3 separate regions of the Mus musculus genome follow, and all the other regions are linked to region 3. A link is a loop called in an ENCODE intact Hi-C map of the cell type or tissue named here. Cell type or tissue: left cerebral cortex. All regions are shown on one strand.

Region 1 (8,000 bases), 80 kb after region 3:
AGCCAGCTGTCCAGCAGAACAGGTGGAAAGAGTGTGAGAGCCAGTGGCAATAGATGACTCCATAGAAACCGTCTTCCAGCCACAGCAGGACTAACGCACACATGAGCTTGCAAAGACTATGACAGTACACACAAGACCCACAGGTTCAAGTCAGACAGTGTCTTAGCACTGACAAGGGAAGTTGACACCAAGGCTCACCCCTAACCAAGAAGCTATTTGCGGTTGATACCTGTTGGCAAAAGCAAAATCAGTTTTCCACAGTAGAGTGCCCTGGGGCTATTGACCACACTCCAAGACAAGCCCACACCAAGGCACGCAACACAACAAGAACACAAAACAAACTTTGGTGAGCTTTTTGCTTGGCTTTGTTTTGGTACTTGTGGATTTATCGGGGTTATTTGTTTTGAGCTTTGTTTGGGGGTGGTGTTGTTTGGTTTTGAGGGAAAGATGTAGAGAGAGAATATAAAGCTGGTTAGGTAGGGAGGTGAGGAAGGCCTAGGGGAAGGGAAAAATCATCCAAATATGCTGTACATAAAATTTCAGTAAAGAAAAGGGCATACAGGACAATTAGTGATCATAATAACTCTTCAAGTTCACAACTCCTTCATACCAAGAAGTTCAAGAGGGGATGAACTAGATTAAGCACAGAAAAGGATTTCAGAGTCTTACATTTAAAAAAATAAATGGGGGCTGGAGAGAAAGAACAGGAAGTATGTGCGTATAAAGACCAAAAGGCAAGTTTATTGTGGCTCGCAGCTTGTTGTGTGATAACCAAAAACCATGGCACAATTTCCCAATGGAAACCTGACAGCAATGCGTAAGAACAGACTTCTGCATACTAGAAAGATCTGGGTAAGCCTCGGGAGCCAAGGGTGAAGGAAGGAAGAGGGCAATTGTAAGATGGTAACAGTATGTATCCTTTGAATTCTAGAAACAAGTCATCTGGTGATTAGTGGTAACCTTTGGGGGGGGGATGAGAGGGACCCGGGGACTGGGGGTGGTTCTGGGGTGCTCAGAATGTTCCATGTCATGTTTTTGGTGCCAGTCACGCAGACCTGTTTACTTTGTCATAATTAATTGAGTTCTTCACTCAGGAAATGTACACTCTGCTATATATCTGATATCCGAGTGTTGAAATTAAAAATATAAGACATTACACAGAGTACACATGGGAGGTTTGCTGAACTGAGGGAAAAAAAGTTCAATCTCTAAATTATACAGTATCTAAGACAGAAGAGGAGGAAAACTCTTTGTATGTCCCTTCCAAAACAAATTGAAACTTAATTACCCCTCTAACAGGGTGAACAGCTGGAACCTTGGGGTGAGGAAGTCACGGACTAAGGGTGTTGTCAGAGGGACAGACTAGTTATTCCTGGAATGGATCCCTAGATAAAGAATAACTCGGGTTGAGTTTCTCTCTGGTGGACATACGTGTGCGTGTCTTTACTGTGTGATGCCGTCTACCATTCTTTGATATAGCACAAAAGCTCACTCGAGATATTGGTGCCATGTTCTTGGATATCTGTCTCCAGAACTGGATGATGCAAATCTCTGTTCTTTACGGATAACCCAGTCTAGAGTATTCTCAATGTCAGTTCTACCGAGAAGAAGACTATGCTCTGTTGATGAGCACGCATGAAGGAAGTGGCCCAGGCAGAGCTCCACACCAGCATCTGAAATACCACACCACTGAGTTAGCAAAATAAGTAACCCACAAATGCTGCTGAAAATATGATACAAGTGAAGAGCTGTGCTTTGACATCAGATGGCTCCAAGCTTGTCCCTACCAGATGCCCCCCCCCCAAACGCACACATGTCTCCTTCATTAAATCATTTAAGTTTACTAGGCTTCAGTTTATGTATCTATGAAATCTAGGCAGGGACAGAACATTCCCATAGACTAGTGTTGAAGCAAATGATAGTGAGTCTGAGCCTTGCTTAGTGGGTATTTGGCACAGAGGTCTCCAAAGTTAGTCTTGACCGTGACTGAAAATAACCCAGAAGTACAGAAAAGACCATTTTGAAGAAGCAGAGAAGTTCAATGCCTTTCTGATGATAGAGGGTAAATCAGGTTCTGTCTTTCCAGTCCTTGAGAGAACAACCCCTAGAAGCGAGGAAACATACAGAAGTCAATCCGTCGATGCGTGTGACACTGGGGGCCCTGGATGCCTCAGCAAGGGAAGAAATGGTTTTCTGCGGAAAGCATCAAGCCAGATGGTTATAAATGAGAGTGAGCACACGGGCCTTTCTTAATGACTAAATTTCTTTAACTAAAAATCTAATTTTATTGTGGTATAAATCACACTTTCTTGAAGTAGGGAATTAATTTTAGATTTTTCATTCACTGTTCATAACCTTTCTATGAATCTGACAGCCAAATCATTCTAAATGTCATTTAACCAATACAATACAACGGCTTTATTCCTCGTTGTACCTTCCTGAATCCATTATCTCCACTATAATGTAGAAGAGCTTAAGTAAAAAGAAATTACCATTTCAAAAAGCTGTAGTTTTACTGTGCAGTTGAACAGCATAATCTTTATTTTTAAATCAATATAATGTGAGTGCTGAGTAATATTTTTCCTAATCTAGAAGTTCCCTGATACGAGAGAGAGAGAGGGGGGGGAGGGAGAGAGAGAGAGGGAGAGAGAGAGAGACAGACAGACAGACAGACAGGCAGGCAGGCAGAGTTTGAGGGCTGTCTATAGTGTTTGAACAAAGTACCTCCAATTCTCAGGAGAAGGCAGGTAGCGCCTTCCTCTGACGATAGTTGTGAGTCCCTGGCCATGTTTCCAACCATGCCTAGTTAGAGGAAAGAGTATTACGGGATGCAATGATTTCTGAGAAAATGTAGACTATGTGGATATGACAAGAACTTTCAACTAAAAAGTGCTGTTCTGGGAGGCCAGCTGGAGCCCACTGGCCAGCATATGCAGATTAGTAGAGGGTAGTCTGTCATGGACAGGCTGCTACTTCAAGGGTCCCAGTGTCCATGTTCTGATGCTGTCTCCCATGACAGCTCCTCTACCCAGCCACAGAGGGACTGAGGAAGCTTCTGGCATTATCTTTGCTCAGACCTTAACTTCCAGAGGATACTACAAAAGGAAACTTACTTTCTCAGTTTCTGAACCACCATGTCTAGAGGAGACAGACAGCCCTTTCGCTGATGAGACTCCAACATCCAGTTTCTCCTAACAGAGATGCTCTGAAAACCGAGGCTGCGTTAGCAAGCATCCTTGCACCTCCTCCACAGATTCATTTGAATTTTAAAAACTCCACTCCAACCTCTTTCATTTTTCACTAGCAAGACACCATTCTGCAATTAAAATCTCCTCCTGGACTGACAGCAGACAGCTAAATAAAGCAGTGTCTTGTGTGGCGTGTGTTCCAAGACTGGCTCCCACTCACTGAGCAGGCACAAGCATTTTGTAGGATCTCTCTCCTCTGGGTGGCTGAACTACAGGCAGAAGGAAAGCCATTGCACTGGGAGGCTTCCCAGCACGTGTGTCTGAAGCTTCAGAGCCAGGTGATAGAGAAGGTTGGAAAGTTATCTCTAAACTGGAGATTAGCTTGAGAGCCAAGCTAAAGAATCAAGAAGGCGGGAGCGGCTGAGAAGATGCCTTAGTGGGGCATAAGCTGGCTGAACAAGCATAAGGACCTGGGTCCAAAGCCATGACAGCCATCTTAAAGGCAGGTATGGTGATATGTATCTTTAATCTCAGCACTGGTGGGTTGCAGACAGGTGAACATGGTGTCTCACTGGCCAGCCAGTCTAGCTGAGATGGTGAACTCCAGGTTCAGAGAGAAAGCCTATCTCAGGAAATAAGGTGAAGAGTGATAGAGGAAGACATGTGACTGGCCTGCATGCTCACACACATGTGACACACACACACACACACAATGTGCTAGACAGACAGACAGACAGGCAGACTAGATGGATAGACAGACAGACAGACAGACAGACAGACAGCAGACAGGCAGACTAGATAGATAGACAGACAGATAGATAATAGGTAAGGAGCTATAGAAATAATAGATGGATAGATAGGTAATTAGATAATAGGTAGATAAGTTGGTAAGTAGCTAACTAGAAAATAGGCAGACAGACATAATATGTAGGTAAGTAGATAATAGGCAAGAAGATGGGTAGGGATAGAGATGATGGGGAAGGAGGTAAACATGAAACAGAGAGAGGGAGGGGAGAGGGAAGGAGAGAGGCAGGAAGGGATGGAGGGAGCAAGGCAAGGGAAATAGATAGATAGATAGATAGATAGATAGATAGATAGATAGATAGATAGACGGACAGATAGACAGACAGATAGACAGACAGATAGACAGACAGATAGAGAGAGTCAATCTTGGGGTTCCTATTGCTGTGATGAGAAACCATGACCAACGGGGAAGAAAGGATTTCTTTTACTCACAGTTCCATGTAACAGTTCATCATCAAAAGCAATGAGGGCAGAAACTCAAACATGGCAGGAACCTGGAGACAGGAGCTAATCCAGAAGCCACAGAAGGGTACTATGTACTGGCTTTCTTCATGAGGCTTACTCAACCCGCTTTCTTATAAAACTCAGGACCACCAGCCCAGGTATGGCCCCACCTACATGGGCTGAACCCTCCCCCATCAATCACTAATTAAGCAAGTACCTTACAGACTTGCCTGCAGCCCGATCTTATGAAGGCATTTTCTTAACTGGTGTTCCTTCTCTCAGATGACTTCAGCTTGTATAAAACTGACATAAAACTACCCAGCACAGACAGACAGACATATAGATGAGTATATGAGGACTTTTTTTCTAAGAGAGAAAGTGGACGTCTCCTGCCTTCTCCACTCATATAGAGCCTACTCAAGTATCCAAAGAAGTGCCAAGCCATGGGGCAACTGAGATATCAGTGAGGGGAGGATTCAGAGCTCACCTTCTTCTTCACAAGGAACAGGGTCACAGGGGCTCTCTGGAGTTAGGGAGCCTTGTGGGAATTCCTGTGGCCCCGCCTTAAAGTCAGGTCAAAATGGAAAGGTGAAGCTGGCCCGTGGAAGAGACATGAAGATGCTGGGGTAGCTGAGGGAGTTTTGACTCACATCATTGGTCCTGGCACCTGTCCATCAACCCTGCCCACAGGCTGCCTGGGCTGATGAGCCCTGTCTTGCTTACATACTACCACAGGAGCGCAAGGACCAAAGGGGAAAAGCTGAGCCTGTCTACATGGACAGAGAAAGTGGGATTACACTTAGCTAAAACACAAGTAGGAAGGTGAACAAATTCTGTGCACCTTCTAGTTCCTGTCTAACGACAAGTAGACCTATGTAAAGAAACCTGAGTTCACAAAACAGTGGAAAGGCTAAAATAACTAAGCCAGAGAATTTGAAGGGAGGCTTCACACACACACACACACACACACACACACACACACACACAGCGTGCGGGGATGGGGGCAGAGACACACAGACAGACACAGGGAGACAGTGGGAGAGAGAAGTAGCTCAATTCCAGGTTCCATCCCCAGCACCACGTAAGCTGGCTGTGATGGTGAGTGACCACAGTCCCAGCACTTGGGAGGTAGAGAAGAGGGAAGCAGGAGCTCAGGGTCCTTCTTAGCTATATAGAGAGTTTGAGGCCATCCTGGGCTACATGAAACCCTCTACTCATTCACCCCCTTACCCCCCCCCCAAAATCATGTCCATCTGATTTTTTTAAAGATTTATTTATTATATATAAGTACACTGTAGCTATCTTCAGACATACCAGAGGAGGGCCAATCTTATTACAGATGGTTGTGAGCCACCATGCGGTTACTGGGAATTGAACTCAGGACCTCTGGAAGAACAGTCGGTGCTCTTAACCAATGAGCCATCTCTCCAGTCCTGATTTTTTTTTTTTAAATCAAAGTAGTCTCTTTACTGGTGAGGTAATTTTCTGACTTTACTATTAAAAATTATTAAAGTGATAAGCCCATGAATAGCATTCCAGACTGCACACCTGGGAATATCAATTTTGCTAGCTCGATTAAAAAAAAAAACAACTGGGCAGTTACTTGGGCCACCAAAGTCTCTGATGGGTCAGAGATCTGATTTGATTAGCAGCTGCTATGTTGGCTGCGCTCCTGAGGGAGCCACCCAGATGACTCTTGATCCCATTTCCTTTTCTGTTCAATGGGAGACACTGCCCAGCCAAGATAAAAGTGGGAGAAATTTCAGAAACGACGGCAAACTCTGGAGACGTTCTGTTGAGAGATTTCTGACTGATCAGGGAAAGGGGAAGATGTCACGCTAAAGAGAGTGTGATCTGTGATGTTTCCAGAATCAGAAAGAAAGGGAACATGGGCAGCTGTCAGGCCTCTGGGGGAAAGGTGATCTGGATGCTGCTTTCTCATTCAAAAGTAGCAGAGGGCTGAGGAGATGGCGCAGTGGGTAAAGTGTGCGAGTGTAAGGACCAGAGATCAGATCCAGTGCTGGGCGAGCATGGCAGCCAGTCTATAATCCCGGCACATGGGCAGCCGAGATAGAGGATCAGGCTGGCTAGCCTAGCCAAGTCAGTGAGCTCTGGGTTCAAATGAGAGACCCTGACTCAACACAAGATGAGAGTGGTTAAGTGACATACTTGACATCAACCTATGGTCTCTTCATGCACATGTATGGATTTCCACATGCATCCACATACACATGAGCATACTTTCTGTGGTGTGGAGGTTGGGGCTGAGCCTCATGCAGTTGAGTTTGAGGTCAGCCTAAGCAACCTAGGAAGAGTGTATCTCAAAAACTAAGCCAGGTGTAGTAAGTAGTGTGTGCCTTTAATCCCAGCACTCAGGAGGCTGAGACAGGAGATCTCTATGAGTTGAAGGTAAGTCTAGTCTACACAGCAAGTTTCAGGATAGCCAGGGTTATGTAAAAAGACATGTCTCAAGAGAATAACAACAGTGGGACTCTGGTAACCCATATGCCTAGCATGTGTGAGGCCCTAACTTCCTCAGGCTCACAGGAAAGATAGATAGATAGATAGATAGATAGATAGATAGATAGATAGATAGATAGATAGATAGATAGGCAGGCAGACATAGATGGATGGATGGATGGATGGATGGATGGATGGATGGATGGATGGATGGGTATGGATGGATGGATAGATGGATGGCATAGATAGATAAATAGATAATAATAAATAGGCAGGCACACACACATATTAGATGATAGAATAGAAAGATTCTGTGATTTTAACTTGTAGATATCCATAAAGCTTTATTCAGTAATGTTTTTGCTTTCACTTTAAGAAGAGAGGCTAGTTCTACATGAGAGACCATCTTCCACAGCAAAGGCAGAGCCACCTCAGCTACAGCACAGAAACCACTAACCTGAACTGTCTGCGATCGATAGGCTCTCCAATCCATCACTCCACCCTCTCAGCAATCAGGGCTGAACAGTACTCCTGAAGGATCACGGAGAGGGCCGACAGGCACTTGATACCTGTATCTCTCTGACAACCCAACAAATTAAAACCTAATGATCATTCTGACGGGAAGAGTAGCCCATGTCTCCCTAGAAGAAGCAATCACTGTGCACAAGACTATCATAACAGTCCACAGCCTGAGGCTGTAACACAGCAACCCAAGGGACCGCCATCGCTCAAATGTCATTTCCACAAGTACGAGGCAGGCGGGCTGAGACACTGGCAGCAGAACCTGTGCAGACTCTCTCACCTCACACAGCCACGCCTGTGCCAAGCTATAGACAGCATCTGCCCATCCTGTGGTCCACAGATCTTCTATCCTCAGTGTGAGATCCAGGGATTCAAACACACCATTTTCATTAGAGAATCAAATTATACTAAGAACTTGTTAAGTGAATTGTCCACTGGACTTGTGGGACAAACTCTTGACTATTCCTTTTTTTAAAAAAAAACAGACCTGTTCCCACAAAATCACAGAGAGACCTTATATTAAATATTGCCCACTCCGAGAAGTTTTTTGTTTTTGCTTGTTTTGTTTTGAGATATGGTCTC
Region 2 (8,000 bases), 440 kb after region 3:
ATCCTGCTCTATCTGGCCAGGATGGAAGCGGTAAAAGGCTTGGGACTGGACACTGCCCATCTGTCCCTCTCTTCCAAGACTGCCTCATCCCTGCCTGTCCCCTAGGGAAGACATTATCCACACCTGTCCACAGCTCCGGCCTCCTGACCACACTGTCCCACTGAGGCAAGGAACCAGCCAGCCATCTTCCTCAGCCTCTGAGCCAAGCAGGTGCTCAGGCTGTGGGGTCTGGGTCAAGAGAAACATAAGGTACAGAAGCCAATTGTCACCTGTCACCAAGGGCAGCTCTCCTGCCTCTTTCAGCACCGTCTGGGGGCTTCTGACCTATTCTCCCTCCTCCTTCTTCCTTGGGGACAAGCTAAGCTCCTGCTTTTGATTTGGGACCATCCAGCCTCAGACAGAGGGAGCCATTGCTGTCAGGAGTGGGTCTGCATGCTGTCTGTTTGTGACTACTGTTTGTATTTACAGCAATAACACGTTTCATGCGTCAGAGGAAAGGTCTGTCACTGCAGGAAATGAAAGGCAAATGAATAACTGTGAAAATTATAATGTGGTTAAACAGGATGCGTAACTGAAGGACTAATAAATGAAGTACCTTCAAAGCCTGAAGAAAAAAAAATGTCCTTTAAAAGCAAGCGTATAAGCCAAGTGAGGTAAGATACACCTGGAATCCCAGCACTTGGGGTGTGGAGACAGGACGATTGGTAGTTTGAGGATATCTTTGGTTACAGAGTGAGTTTAAGGTCAACCTGGGATACAGGAAACACTATCGCAAAAAAAATGTAAATAAAGAAAGAGATTAAGAGTCAGGATATGGACTAGGGAGATGACAATACAGGTAAAATTTTTGTCACCAAACCTTATGACCTGAGTGACCCACAAGGTGGAAGAAAAGAACAGACTCCTGAAAGTCATCATCTCTCTCTGTCTCTCTCTCTGTCTGTCTGTCTGTCTCTCTCTCTCCTATCACCCTGCTTACTCCTGATCAGACATTTGTTTGTCTAACCCCTCTAACCCTTCCATCCCCTTTTCTAAGACTCTGCCCATTGGGGAGGTTACAAGGGTGGAGGGCAGATATGAAGGGGCAGGGGGTTGAGTGGGATTAGGGTGCATGATGTGAAATCCACAAAGAATCCATACAAAGTTATAAATAAATAAATAAATAAATAAATATTAGGAAAACCAGCTGCTGGGTAGGTGTGTGTCAACTTGACACCAGCTAGAGTTATCTGACAGGAGGGAACCTCAACTGGAAAGATCCATAAGATCCAGCTATGAGGCATTAGTAATGGGGTAGGGCCCAGCCCATTGTGGGTGGGGCCATCCCTGCACTGGTGGTCCTGGGTTCTATAAGAAAGCAAGCCAAGCAAGCCATGGGGAGCAAGCCAGTAAGCAGCACCCCTCCATGAACATCAGCTCCTGCTTCCAGGTTCCTAACCTGCTTGAGTTCTCATCTTGACTTCCTTTGACGATGAACTGTGATATGAAATAAACTCTTCCCTCCCCAAGTTGCTTTGATCATGATGTTTCGTCAGAGCCATTGTAGCCCTAACTAACACATCTACGCTATACAATCCAGGATGCCCTGCCTAGGGAATGGTGCCATCCACAGTGTCTTCCCACAAACTTACCAACAGGTCAGCCTAATCTAGGCAATGACCATTGAGACTCTGTGCTTCCCAGATAACTCAAGACTGTCAATTTGACAATTAAAAACAAAAAAACAAAACAAACAAACAAACAAACAAACAAAACCTGCCTTTTTGATCATCTGGCTTCCATATTTTATTGTTCCCCAACATGAGTTCTACCAAACTTCAGCTTTTGGTCCCAACCATTCTGTTGTTTGATTGTGAACGGTACTGGTAGGCACCCAACAGGCAGTGCCGTTCTGAATCGTAGAAGTTTTTAGGATTAAGTGAATCACCTGGGATGATGGTGTGGCCCCACTTCCTGTCTGTCCTTTCCTTACTGACTGTAGACACCGTGGGACCTCAGGCTCCTGCCCCGTGTCTTGCCACACGATGGACTCTACTTCCCCTGAAGTGTAAACCAGAATAACTGTAAACCCTTCCACCTGAGTCAGGTATTTGGTCACAGTAATGAGAAAAATTAATACATATTCATAACTTTCTAATATACCTTACCTTTTGCTCAATTGATTTTTATAAATTTTGACACTTTTTTTTTTCTTGGTGGGGATGGAGGAGTCAGAGGACAATTTGCAGAATTCAGTTCTCTCCTTCCACCATGTGGATCCCCAGGGAACGGACTCAGGTCACAGGCCTGGCTGCCAGCACCTTTACTCACTAAGCCACCTCATGGGCCCAGTCACTTCACCTTTGCGTGGTCACTGTCTTCCTTCTTCCACTAGGATGTGGATTCCCTGGGGATGGCCAGTTGGTTCACACCATTTCCCAGCACTTAGACCGTGCCTGTCAAAGTGCAGTCTCCAACCCACAGTGTTCACTTGTCACTTGCTGATGTGGCCATGCCAGGATCTAGTCTGCACCTGGGACACCACCTTCTATAAAGATGAAGAGGGAGTTCCAAAGCAAGTCTGCTCTGAACCACATGACATAGAGAGCCCCCATCTTCAGGATGGAAGCCATCTGGGTGTCCCTTCCCAGAATGGCCTTCTTTAGAATCTCCTGCCCACTGCCCACTGGTGCACAGCAGGGTCCTTGGGACACAGAGCTTCCCACTACCTTGGTCAGCTCAGACTGTCATACATAGCAAAGCACCAGACCAAGGGTTTCAACAAAAGCTTGATTTCTCACCGTCCTGTAAGCTGCAAGCCTAGGGTCACAGTGCCAACAAGGCAGCTCTTAAGAGGTTTTCCGGGCTTGCAGGAAGCCACATGCCATTTCCTCTCACCTTTGAGGGGGGGGGGGGGCTCTGGTTTCTCCTCTTAGAGAGCACTGTCCCTGGCCCGAGGGTACAATCCTCATGAGCTCAGCTAATCTTCCCACTATCGCCATGTAAAGAGGCCAGAAGTCAGCACTGGACTCTGCACGGCATTCAGTGTGCTGCAGCCTCCTGGAAACACCAGATGCAAAGGAGAGTACTTGATAACTGTATGACGTAGGAGATGGGCCACGAAGCGTTTACATTTATGCCACACTCAGGTTTTGGCCCTCTCTCTTGATGTCCTTTGCCGCCGGGCTCATCTATATTTCTGTTAGCCTGTCTATAGTCGCCAGCCAACAAGATCTCCCTGCCCCCCAAGAATATCACCATACAAACTCACAGACTAGGGAGGGCCGGCTCAGGTCTGGATATATGCTTGGCAACAAAGCACAGTGGTACAATGTTGATGCAGATGTTCTGTTACCCAAGGAGACCCACTTGGGCCATAAATCCCAGCTGGAAGATGCCCAAAGGCTGGAGGGGCCGTGTGTGGGGAGCCACAGAGCCACGTGAGTGGGTGCCAGGGCCAAGCAGATTGTCCCCCAGCGCCTGCTTACAAGGCAGCCCATGCAGATGAGCTCTTTATAGACATAGATTCTGCTTCCATACAAATGTCTGCGACTGTAGCAAATAAGGACTGGGAGACACAAAAGCCTACTCAGTTCTGTGGAAGGTGCCGCCTGGTGTTTGGAGGCGTCCCTGAGAGCTGTGTTAGCCACCTGTCAGGAGTGGTGAGGGAAGCAGACGGAGCTCTTTGGAGAAGCATCAAACAAGTGTGGGGTGAACCTGCAGGGAGAAGGTAAAGCAGTCAGGCCTTGGGAGCTGTGGGCGGGAACGTGGGCGGGAACCTAAAGATCTGCCGCTGCTCCAATGGGCTCCTGGAGAAGTTCCATGGCTACAGGAGTCAGCTCCCTCCTCAGCGTGCTCCCTCAGCACCTGTCGCCTAGGGAGCTGTGTTTTGTGGGTGGGTGGATTAGTTTGCTTATGATAGGGTCTCACTATGTAACCCTGACTAGCCTGGAACGCTCTATGCAGACCAGCCTGGCCTCAAACTCACTGCGATCCCGCCTGTCTCTACCTCCCGTGTGGGGCTGTATTAGTAATTTACTCATGGTTTCTGTTTGTAACAAGACACCTGGCAAAAGCAGCTTAAGGAAGGAAAGGTCTACTCTGTCTGAGTGCAGTTCCTGGAGAGAAGCACAGCAACAAGGATGGGAGGCAGCCAGTCACACTGTGCCCTCGTGAAGGAAACAGGGATGAACGCTGGAGCCCAGCTCAACCGGTTCTTTTTATTCAGATCATGATCCAAGCTCTGGAGAAGGTGCCAGTGACATTCAGGGTGTCTTCCCTCTTCGTCTAAACCTTTCTAGAAATACTCAGAGAAGAAGCCAAAAGAGTGTTTCCAAAGGTGATTCAAACTCCAGTCAGGCTGACAGTGATGATTAACAGTCCCAAACAGCCTTCCCAAAACCATGAAGAACCGGAGTCCAGACAGACTATGGCCGGAGCTCATGCTGTTACTCTCTGGTTTCCAACCAGGTCCTCCCCTCCTTAATATCATGGGCTGGGAATGGTGACCGACATGGGGCTTTTGCTGAAAGGAAGAAACCATGACATCCAAGTTATCCACTGTGGGAAGGTTAATACCAGGATAAAGAGGGGGAGGCTGGCTTTGAAGATCTTAAATTAAAAGACAATAAAGGACACAAGGAAGTCAGTGGAGATCAGTAAGATGGCTCAGCAGGTATGGGAGCTTGCCACCAAGACTAAAGATCTGAGTTCGATTCCCAAATGCACTGGATCGGAAAGAACCAACTCCGGCAAGGTGTTCTTGACCACCATATATGTACTGTGCCACGGATGTGTGTGCACACACACTCACAAACTCACACACACACTCGCACACACTCACAAATTCACACACACTCACTCACATACACTCACACACACTCACAAACTCTCTCTCACACACACAAATAAATATGCTAACAAAAAATTAAATAGTTTTGGATTTTTAAAAAGAGCCCGCTTCTGCAGCCTCTAACTCTCGATGATCCAGCCTCACTCTCCCAAATGCTGTGAGCCCCCACGTACGGCTGGATTATTTTTTCTTTCAAGTGAAAAAAAAGCTTCACTGTCTTCCTCCACACCGTCAGCCTGTGTCTCCTTAAAGCAACAACCTTTTTTTTTTTTTTCTGGCTTATTGATTTGATCAGTATTTTGTGCCTCTCACCCTGACCTAGGCATGTCTGGGGGGAGGGGCTATGTTGTGGATATAAGGGACAGAACTTCTGTCCTCCTGGAGCTTATGATCCAAAGACATTCTGAGCACACACACACAAGTAAACACATGGATGTCAACACCAAGGTCTCCACTCCAGAGAGGAGTGAGGGATGTTTGAATGACAGATGAGAAGAGGGAACACAACAGCTTTGAGTCATAGGCAGGTCACTTGCACTGTAGCTTGAGGAAGGACAAGGTCCCCATCAACTATGTCCTACACCAGAGGAGGCCATGCTGGTGACAGCTCCGGATCACCATGACCCAGCCCGGGATCACAAATAACGGAGGCTCGCTCCCCTTTGCCCACAGTTCGTGGCTTCAAATTCACTTCAGGAGGGAAGGAGAAAGCCAAGGGTGTGGGAACTGGGGATTCCCAGACTCAACAGCTCTCAGATTAATTTTGCTTTCTGATTAAAATAGAAATACAAGGACTAGCAGAGAGTGATATAGAGACCCTCGTACCAATCGATGGACTTGAAATTCCAGTAAAGATCTTTTTAAGGTAATTTAATGAAAGTCACTTTATATTCTCAGGTTTGGACATACAAAGACCCTCAAATTCCAGCTGAGCCCGGGGACCTATGCAAGCTACAGATATGAAGAACTGGAGGACCACCCAGCAAGACTGCCTGGGGTGCCTGCCTACTTAGAGTCAGGCATTCAATCGTTATTTTGCACTCTAAGTTTTGGGTAGAAAACTCTAACACTTCCTTCATCCCTGAGACCGCATCCCCATCCTCCAAGGATGGGAGTCTGGTGTCTCAGCTCGGGCCAAGCACCACTTACCCTGTATTAGTGCCCAGAAACTAGGAGGCTTTAATCAACTGGAATCTGGATGCTAAGTCCCAAGTCAAGATGCCAATAAAATCCCAGATGGAGTCCGTTGTCACTCACCACCCAGCTTCCAGTAAGGACCATCTTCCTCTGACACCTCGCTTCCAATATGGCCAGCCATCCTCCCCTGCCACCTAGCTACTGGTACAACCAGCAACCCTCAGCTCAGACACTCCTGCATTAGCTACTATTCTCATTGCTGTAACCAAATAAACACCTACCAAGAAACAACCTATGGGAGGAAGGGTTTATTTTAGCCCACAGTCTTTCATGGGCGTAGTAGTAATAATCTCTTCCATCAGGAGGCAAGGAGTAAACAAGAATTGAGTCCAGTTTATAAAACGCCAAGGTCCACCCCCAGTGACTCTCTTCCTCCACCTGCTGAAGGTTCCACAACCTTTCAGGACAGCACCACCAACTGGGGACCAAGTATTTAAACATATGGGGGACATTTCACATTCAAACTACAACTCCCAGCTACCCCCATTTGCCATGACCTTCCCATGACGTGGTCACTGATGCAGGTTGACCCTCATCCAGCCCCACTTTGTTTTAATGAACTGCAGTAGCCAAGACCCTATCTCTAACAAGGTCACAGTCTAAAGCATTAGGAATTGGGCCTTTCTCTTTCACAGTGACATCACCAACTCACAGCACCTCTTACCCTGAGACGCTTCTCAGCATTGCAGTTCACTCTGCCCCTCCTTCATCGATCTCTCAGCTTTAGCAGGAGGGAGAACATCTGGAAAGATGGACAGAAACTTCACCAGCTGCTGGAACTGCCAAGAGCCAAATTACTGTGGTGACAGGATTTGACCCTCCCACATGCCAGACTCCTCATGGCATCTCTGCTCCTCTGGGAGACAATGAGAACTATGCTGGCTAGACACAAGCTAGAGCCATCAAAGAGGGAGCCTCAGTTGAGAAAATGCCTTCGTAAGATTTCCACATAGGTAAGCCTGTAGGGCATTTTCTTAATTAGTGATTTGATGGAAGGGGCCAGCCCCTTGTGGGTGGGGCCATCCCTGGGCTGGATGTTCCCGGTTCTGTAAGAAAGCAGGCTGAGCAAGCCATGGGGAGCAAGCCAGTTAGCAGTACACACACCCCCATGGCCTCTCCATCAGCTCCTGCCTCTAGGTCCCTGCCCTATTTGAGTTCCTGCCTGATGTCCTTTGATGATGACCAGTGATGTGGAAGTGTAAGCCAAATAAACCCTTTCTTCCCCAAGATTTGTTTTCTTTTCATTTCTTTTTTTTTTTTTTTTTTTTTTTTTTTTTTTTTTTTGGGCATGGTGATGGTGTTTCACTACATAATAGAAACCCTAACTGGGACAAGAACCCTCCAAAGTAGACCACATGACACAGGCTCTTTTCTGGGGCTACTCGAGCAAGGCCTGCGGCTCAAAACGTTCCGATGCTACAGCAATCTCTTGCCAGGAGAAACATTCCAGTGGCTTAAAGCCCAGCTGTGAGTCACAGCAAGCCCCTCCTCCAGAAGATGCTCTGTCCCTGGTTCCAATGACATTTTGAATTTCTCTTCTCACCACTGCAGATGTAGCAGGTGGAGGTGGACAGGAGCTAAACACACGCAGAGGAAGTGTTAGGTGCAACAGTCCTGAATTGGAAGCGTTCAGAACACCCACCCAAAAGATGGCGTGTATGAAGAAGTCCAAAAAGAAAGAGTGAGCTATGGGAACAAAGCCCCACCCTCCCACCCAAGACATAGAGTCAGCCCACTCCAGATGGCCTTGTTTATCTCACACTGTGCTGGGCTGTTTGTTTATTTTGTTTCTAAGTTCCAGCATTGACATTTGTAGACTCCAAAATCTTAAGCAATTAATTAGCCTCTGTGTGTTCGCCCCTGTTCCATCCATGGGCAGGAATGGTGTCACCTGACAGGGGCTGTGAGCAGATTTGGATGAGAGCTATAGGTAATGTGTTCAGCATCCCACTGAATGGGAGGGAACTGTAGA
Region 3 (8,000 bases):
CTGAAGCCAGAGGTGAAAAACTGTCTGACAGCAGGTGACCTTGAGCCAGGGTTGAAGTAAAGACACAGAAGAGTTGCAGAAGCCATTATTAGCTTCCTGACTAGCCCAGATGACTTGATTCTATCAACCTGTCACCCTGAAAGGCCGACAGCTCAGTCCTAGAGGAAAGAACAAAGCCACAGATAAGATTTCAAGGGTTGAGCAGAGCAGACTGGAAACTCAATTTGGTGGACAAGAAGGGGAGGAGAGCGAAGCTCTGGTTTCTGATTCCCCCATGAGTTCAGATAATTCATGGGCCCAATAACTCACATATGCATATATACAAAAGTTCATACATACTCATGGTATATATCATATCATATCATATCATATCAATGTGTGCCCACACACTCGTGAGTGTGAAATTCCAGAGACTTGTGGAAGTCTGTTTTTCCTTCCATCACGTAGTTCCTGGAGATTGAATAAAGCTCACTGAAGTTCTGCTTAGAAGATTCCAGAAGCCTAGGGTAGGTGAGGGACAAGATGGGCAGGACACCAGCATGTTTCTTCAGTAAATGGGGATGTATCTACTGGGACCTGGAGAATGCCCACACAGAGGGCATTAACTGAATGAATAACTAAATGGCAGAGCAGTGCTCACATCTTGAAAATCATGTCAGACTTCTCTACATTATTCCCTCGGAGAGGGAGCCATCTTGATGGCCACTTTGAACCACTCTTTATCATGGTTCTCTTAGCTGAGAAGCAAGGGCTGAGTTGCCCAGTGTTGTTATGTGCGTGGTTGTGAGAAGAAGGATCGCTGAACATCGGAGAATTGAGATGGGCTGAGAATCAGGTTGAAAACAAGTTCACTTCCCCATCTCTGATCCCAGGGCCCCAAACAGTGTTTGGCACAAGTGAGGCCATTTGATAAGCATTTGTTGGATAAATATTTGCAGGAGGAGTGACAGGCAAGGTGGCTGAACAAACAACACACATTGCAATAGGGTTCACCGAAAATAAATTAGGCAGGCTTAGGACAATCAGGCAATACAAATATTAAAGTTTTTTTTGTTGTTGTTTTTGTTTTAATAAATATGAATAAAGCAGCCCAGTGCTCTATTTAAGGTATTCCCTTGTAAAAGGCTGGAAAAATTCAGGCACTTTGGCTACTTCCTAAGGTCAACCAGAAGGCTTCTCTGAAGGAGCTCAGGATCCATGTTTGCCAACTAAGTGGGTAGTGCCCCCCTCTGTCTCAAATTAAAGCAGACAGCAGGAAGAGACGCCATCCAACATGGCTTTCACACTGTAGGTGCTGCCCTGCAGCCTGTACCTGCCATCCCCGTGTGGGTACCCTCCCTGCCACTGCAGATACACTCCTCTTTACTGAAGATGTGTGCTGGTGTTCCGCCATCATGGCCTACACCCTCCCTCCCCCAGCCCCACTCCCACTCCCACCCCGGCCCAGGGCTCTGAGAACCTTCAAAGAAGTGAACCACACAGGCAGTGCCAGGGCACCCCAGGAAACCCATGAAAAGGGCCAGGACTGCTGAGCAGGAGTCTTCGGCACTGAAACGGTCTTAGCTCTTGGCCCAGGAGTTGTGTTTTTGTCCCAGGCTCGCGTTCTCACTTGCTTTCTCTCAGAAATGGTACATTTCATAACCAGAGTCCTTCAGTCAAGGACCACAACAGCTGCCTGACTGCTAAATGCTGAGTGTTTCATTATACATAATGGGCTCACCTACGTATGAAAGCAAGAAACCGGTACACGGAGAACAGATCAGCGAGTGTGAGGGCTTCAGCCAGTGTGCCCACTCTGCCTCAACGTCTGCTCGCGGCATCGTCTGTCAGCTGAAGACCTTGACCTGGCTGTGCCTGCTGAGAAGCTGGGCAGACGCTTTGGGAGTCATAATTTTATCCACTGACTATGGAGCTCTTGGGACAAGTGTCTGGCACAAGTCCTGGATGCCATGATTCAGACAAGAGAGGAGGTAAAAGCTCCAGTCTACCTACCCAAACCTACGAATTATGACACTGGACGTAGGCTCTGGGCCATGATAGCTAGATATACACTGTCTCCTTAGATCCTCACAAAGAGGCTACAAGGTGGGTACTGTCCCTACTTGCAAGCGGGAACGCTGAGGCACAATGGGTTTATTTAATCTGTGTGAGGACATTAAGCTAGTGAGCAATGGAACCTGGTTTCCCAATTCCCAATGCTCCTAGCTAGCAGAGGACAGCCTGCACCAAAGTGCAAACCTGGGAGAGCCCGGCACAAAGCAATCTGACACCTGACAGCATTGCATATTCACTGAGCCCATGAACCCCCAAAGACTCAACAGTCAGCCACATGAGACCTTGCTTATCACTATATTAGAAATTACCTTTTGAACCCCCCCTCGCCCCCCGAGCATGGGGCCTGCGCACTCCCAGGTCAGGGTGTAGTAGCTTATGGTATCAGGTGGTACCTTCCTGTCCACTCTGTGATTAATGCATGACTTGGGAGTTCATTACTGGCCCATCCCAGCAATGTCCCCAGCCCTCCCTGAGGCTTACTGCAAGATCAATTTTCCCAGCAGAGAGAAAACTACAGACTCAGCTCCTGCCTAGATTTTTATCACCTGCTCCAGGAGAACTGGGGGACAACTGAACAGTTTAAAGGCAAATGGGAACAAAATGTAGAGCACGTTACCAGGGATACCATCTTCACAGACCCCACACAGACCTTTCTGGCATGCAGGAAGAAACATGGTTCTGATCCCCAGTATCTATGGTGAGTCAGCAGAATGGGCTTGGCTTTAGGGTTGGAGTCCACACTTGAAGTCCTGTGGCCACAGGACCCTTCCGTGAGACAAGGACAGGAAACCCAGCACTCCAGCAACAATGATGTCTATACAGCTCTGTTGGTGAAAACCTTCCCAGAAGCCACTAACAGTTTCAGCCATTTGTACTTTTGCTACTTTGTCTTCTCTCAGTTCAGTTCAAGGTGACCTGTCATCTTGATGATTAAGCCTGGTATGCATCCCTGAAAATTCCGGCATGACCATAGAATGTCTCATAGTCAAGGATGCCTCATGCTTTGCCAAACCAGCTTTAGTTCAGGCTCCTCTGGACCATCTCCACCTAGGCTGGCATCTCTTGCAGTGTAAGTGGCCTGTAAGGGCTTGAGTCCCTAGAGTAGGATGCTGCATTAGCTTGCTTATCACTGGGAGAGACTACTGAGCAGGAACATCTCGGGGCAGGAGGGACTTATTTAGGCTCACTGTTTCAGAGGGTTCAGTTCACAGTCACTTGGCTTTGTGGGCTTGGGCTGAGCATGGCGGTGGAGGAAATGTGTGGTGAAAGAGCTTACTCATCAAATAGCATCCAGGAAGCAGAAGCAGACAGGAAGGGCCAAGGAAAAATATTCAAGGACAACCCCCACTCAGTGACCTACTTTCTCTCGCTAAGCCACATCTCCTAAGGTTTCTAGAATCATCCAAAGTGGCACCACCAGCTTGGAATCAAGCTATCAGCATACGTGTCTGTGTGGGCACTTCATACTCAAACCATCTCAGATGTGATGGCTCCCCCGCATTCCAAGAACCCTGCACTGACGCGCATGAGCACCCTTGGTACAGACTTGAAGAAGCCGAGGACAAGACACAAGGTTCCTATGTTCGCGTGGAGCTCCTCCGTGCTCTCAGTGGTTGAAGACATTACAGTAGTTTCTACCGTATTTGCAGTTCCCTCTAAGGAAAACCACCTCAGGGACAGAATCAGCTTAAAGGATGGCTCAAGCAGCCATTTTTGTGCCTCGTGACTGCCCATGGTGAACCAGCTAGCTGGAACAGGGCTTACTCTCTATGCAGGGGAGGAAAATTCAAAGACTCTTTAGTGACACATTACCAAAAGTGAGCAAAGCCAGTTAGAATCAGTGTCTTACATTAAACTTCAAAAACCAAAATCCAAACGGCAAATTTAACCAGTTTTTTCCCAGAATTGAAACTAAAAGGAAGCTCCAAGGATGGTCTTGAGGTAGCCAGGTATCAGAGGGGACACAGAAAACATCTGCCCTGGGTACTCAGAGGCTGTGATGTAAAGAGATGGGGCAGAGGGTACATTGGTAGCTGGAACGGATGTGGTAGGAGAAGTGAAGATGGAGCCTAGCAGTGCCCTGCCAGGATGAGCACGCATGGCAGGGGAGCTGTTTGAGCACTGGAACCTGGGAGTAACCACTTTGGCTCTAGTTCTAGTATTATGGCTCTACCCAAAGTCAGAGCTTCCCGCCCGCCGCGTGCTGTTGTGTAAGGCCCCTGCTGACCTTGCTGCTCCCTCAGGCTACCCCCCACAGTCACCCCCAGTGTCTGATGGTGGCAATAAGGTCCATGCAGGGCATCTCTGAGGACTCACGCTGAGCAGAGCTGTTGGTCTCTCCAGGGTCTGAAGCCTGCGGGACCTGCTCTGCCCATGTCAGCCTCAGCCTCAGCTTTTTTCTCAGCATCAATGAACCACACCATGACTCCCACCGGGGTCCCCTCTTCTCTCTGCTGAGCAATCTAACTTGTAGCAAAGCTCCGTGATGAGCACACAGATAATTTTCGGCTAGGTCTGAGGCTGAGACAGTTTTCCTTAGAGGGGCTCTGGGTGCGATAAAGCTACTGTAATGTTGGCAGCCATTGAGGAGCAGAAGGGGGAACCGCACAAATACAGCAGCCTCGTTCCTTGTCCTCAATCTTAATCTATTCTAGATCCTCAATGGGCATCACAGACACACACAATGCTGGTAATTAACAAAGCGTGTTACCAAGGATCTACGGGCTTCTGCGAAGGCCTGTAATCTCATAACAATTTGGAGACTTGGAGCTTAAACTCAACAACAACCCAGTGCAATGTTTCAGATTATTTTTAAGCGGGGACTTAACGCAATCATGTGAGTACGTTTTCAAAGAATTTCACACAGCAGATTTTTAGGATGCATGTCATTCAATTATGCTTCTACATATGGCGAGTGATATTTGAGGCAGCTTGCGTGTTTTTCAGTCCTCTGCATTATAAATTATGTATCGTATGCCACTAAAAGATAAATGTGTACATTGGCTCTCATATATATATATTTAGAAATGCCCATCTTCTCAGGAAGAAAAGCAGTGGGTTTTACAAGGGATTTTCCATGGCCTGAGCTGCCAGAAGGGGAGGCTTGAATGAGAGGTGAAGCCAGGAAGTGTGTGAGCTGTAGTTTTATACAACTTTTATCTCAGGTGATGTGCACGCACACATGTGAATGCTGTTGCCCATAGAGGCCAAAAGGGGGTGTCAGATCCCCTAAAGCTGTAGTTACACCGATGATTGTGAACCGTCAACTCAGGACCTCTGCAAGAGCAGTATATGCTCGTACTGTTGAGGCGCCTCTCCAAGCCCTGACTGAGGTTTTCTACCATCTCCTCTCCCTCCACCCTGAGGCCTGCTCCTCTGTTCCTTGTCTTCTGTAACTGTCAGTTTGTTTTGGTGATGCTTCACCCCAGCTATTAGCATGGTGCTCCTTGGTATACATGCATTCTCATCATTTAGACCCAAGCAGGATGGAAATGGTTTTCTCTCCATAAATATCCATTACTTGTTATTTCATACAAACAAAGGTTACATGATACTCTTTTGTCAGAGAGAGCAACAGTCACCCCTAGAACAAGAAATAGCACCCTGAATTCATGCCAATGAAGAGACACTGTCAACTGTAACCTGTCCTGTGCCCATGGAAGAGACAAGGGAAGGATGCACCTGGGTAAATTGGATGGCATGTGGTAACACATATCCATTGCCTGTAAACTAAAACATTTCCTCCTGGAGGGAGGACAGAGGTTCCTAAGACTCCAGAAACACAGAAAGTTACAAGATTCACAAGCACCCCAGCTCTAGGCCACAGGGGCAGTAAATACTTGCTAGGGAGAGAATACGGTTTCCAGTGGAGCAGCCTGCAAGCGGTACAGTGAGCACCAGGAGTGCTACTCCCGTGAGTCTTGCTCAGGCCCTTTCATCAGTGTAGTTTCCTTTGAGTCAACCACACTCCTATTACTGGGCCCCTCCATGTTCTTGTAAGCAGTCTCTCAGTGAATTTACTGGCTAACCAAGCTAGACTAGGGTTGAACCATTTTTTTGATCTACTGTTATTGTTCACAGCATTGGAAAAGTCTCACATTAAGAGAGAAGTCCCATTCCAATGCCAATGGAAAGGAGGGTAGCGAATATGAACCCAGTAGGCATCCTGGTTGTCTAGGGGGCAAGATTGAGGGTGCCCATGCACCTTGACCACATGAATGAGAATCTCTTCCTTCAGGAGTAAGCCCTGAGGCAGAAGAACAGGGTGGGGGTAGGTCTAGACTCCATGCTCAAAGAATAAGAAAATGCCAGCTCAATGAGTCTTTCCGAAAGTGATCTATTTTAGCATCTGAAGAAAAAGTTAAGAAAACTTCTGAACCCCCAACACAGTGGAGAATGTTGCAGTGGTGGTATTCACTTTTAGTCCTAGCACTTGGGAAGCAGAGGCAGGCAGATCTCTGTGAGTTCAAGGCCAGCCTGGTCTACAGAGCTAGTTCCAGGACAGCCAGGGCTACACAGAGATACCCTGTCTCAAAAAACTAAAGAGAGAGAGAGAGAGAGAGAGAGAGAGAGAGAGAGAGAGAGAGAGAGAGAGAGAGAGAGGATGGATTGGGGAGAAGACATCTGTTGAGGGGAGGAGGAAGAGACAAGAGGACAAACAGCAGAGCCGGAGAGAGTAGCACGGGGGAGGAGGGTTGGAGAGCAAGGAGCACTGCAAGAGGCACAAGTGCTCTTATGCAATAGTCATTGCCCATTGCTGTGGAGCCACTAAAGCACAGCCTAGACACAGGCAAAACTAGATCAGTGACACAGAGGACAACTGCTCAAAGCTGTCCCCAAATGCAGCAAAGAGAGGAGAAGATGGGGGCAGGTAGGAGAGTCCTTGTCCTCACTGTGATGGCAGGCAAGGCAGGAGCAAAGATGTCACAAGTAAGAACATGTCTTCCCTAAAGAGCAGAGCACCATTGGAAGGTTCTTTCCATTCGTTATTGTGGAACACGTTGAGTGACATAAACCCATACTTACTTATCCAAATAAAACACTTCAGTAACAACAAGAAAGAACAAGTGGTTCTAGCAATTTAGCAAGGAAACAAAGGAACAAAGAGATTGTGTTGTTATTTTGCAGAAGGAACAAAATCAGGGCTCCCTTAGACTGCTACTGCAGAACACAAAACACTGGAAGACAATGGACTGATATCTATATTCAAATGGGAAAATAATTCTATGTAAGAGTTATAGGAGGGGAGGTGTCCTTTGTATACAAAAGTGTTGTTATATTCTTAGATCTGCAGCATTTGGGCTAAAATAACACTTAAGTGCTCCTGATTCAGAACTTCAGGGGACAGATGATTAACGGAACCCAAGAGAAGAAAATGAACACCTGGAAGGGAAACCTCCACAGACCAAGCAGCTCAGCAAGGAAGAGGTAAAATCTAAATAAGTAATGTGCTTGCTTACAGAGTGAAGAAACTGCCAACACTTTTTGAAAATAAAGACTAAGAGGTTGTTTTTGTTTTTAAATTTATTTGGCCCTAAACTTGTAACAATAATGACAATAATAGAAAGTAAGAATTGGTAGATGTGGGGGGAAAGTGGGGGAACATGCTAAGGTTTATTCAAATGAATACTGTGATTCAAATCCTAGAGTTTCAATGGATGTGAGAATTGGAGGAAGAGAAATTCAAAAGGTGAAGAAACCCAGACACTATAAGCTAAGAAATCTGCCCAGATCTCTACAATTAGAAACTAGGATGTCTGACCAGAATTCACACGTAATGACTCTGTCAGCACACCGTCTCAGTAGTTAGAGACCCATAAGTTCTTCTGGACCACTGGGGGACAGGTGTTAGGCCAAATCCAAAAATCATTCCCAGTGCGTTCCTCAGGAAGAAATAACAACCTGCCTCATCCCAATGGGCAATGCTTAGAACAGAAACGCATGTG

Evidence for each region. Hi-C counts contacts between places; a loop is a spot of excess contacts. Peaks named below come from ENCODE experiments on the same cell type or tissue, not always from the same donor. Only the 100,000 strongest peaks of a DNase experiment are listed, where the experiment ranks them.
Region 1: it touches region 3 in a loop (2.9-fold over the local background); 2 of 42 quality-filtered maps call a loop at or near these places.
Region 2: a loop joins it to region 3, with 2.0 times the contacts of the local background. A loop is called at or near these places in 3 of 42 quality-filtered maps.

Annotation. Positions count from the first base shown.
Region 1 is chr11:52,789,872-52,797,871 of GRCm38, reverse strand. The region is part of intron 2 of Fstl4 (follistatin-like 4); the gene reads right to left. Among named protein-coding and RNA genes, the nearest start is that of Fstl4, 29 kb to the right of the region's middle. In left cerebral cortex, no CTCF peak of the experiment used is centred here; a DNase peak (open chromatin) is centred at 3,339; H3K27ac peaks cover 586 bases.
Region 2 is chr11:52,433,071-52,441,070 of GRCm38, reverse strand. No RefSeq gene overlaps it. Among named protein-coding and RNA genes, the nearest start is that of 9530068E07Rik, 41 kb to the right of the region's middle. In left cerebral cortex, a CTCF peak has its summit at 3,586; DNase peaks (open chromatin) are centred at 6,947, 7,106, 7,546, 7,920 and 1 more place; H3K27ac peaks cover 754 bases.
Region 3 is chr11:52,869,979-52,877,978 of GRCm38, reverse strand. The region is part of intron 3 of Fstl4 (follistatin-like 4); the gene reads right to left. Among named protein-coding and RNA genes, the nearest start is that of Fstl4, 110 kb to the right of the region's middle. RefSeq lists an enhancer at 1-955. In left cerebral cortex, no CTCF peak of the experiment used is centred here; DNase peaks (open chromatin) are centred at 1,708, 1,888, 3,557 and 4,904; H3K27ac peaks cover 440 bases.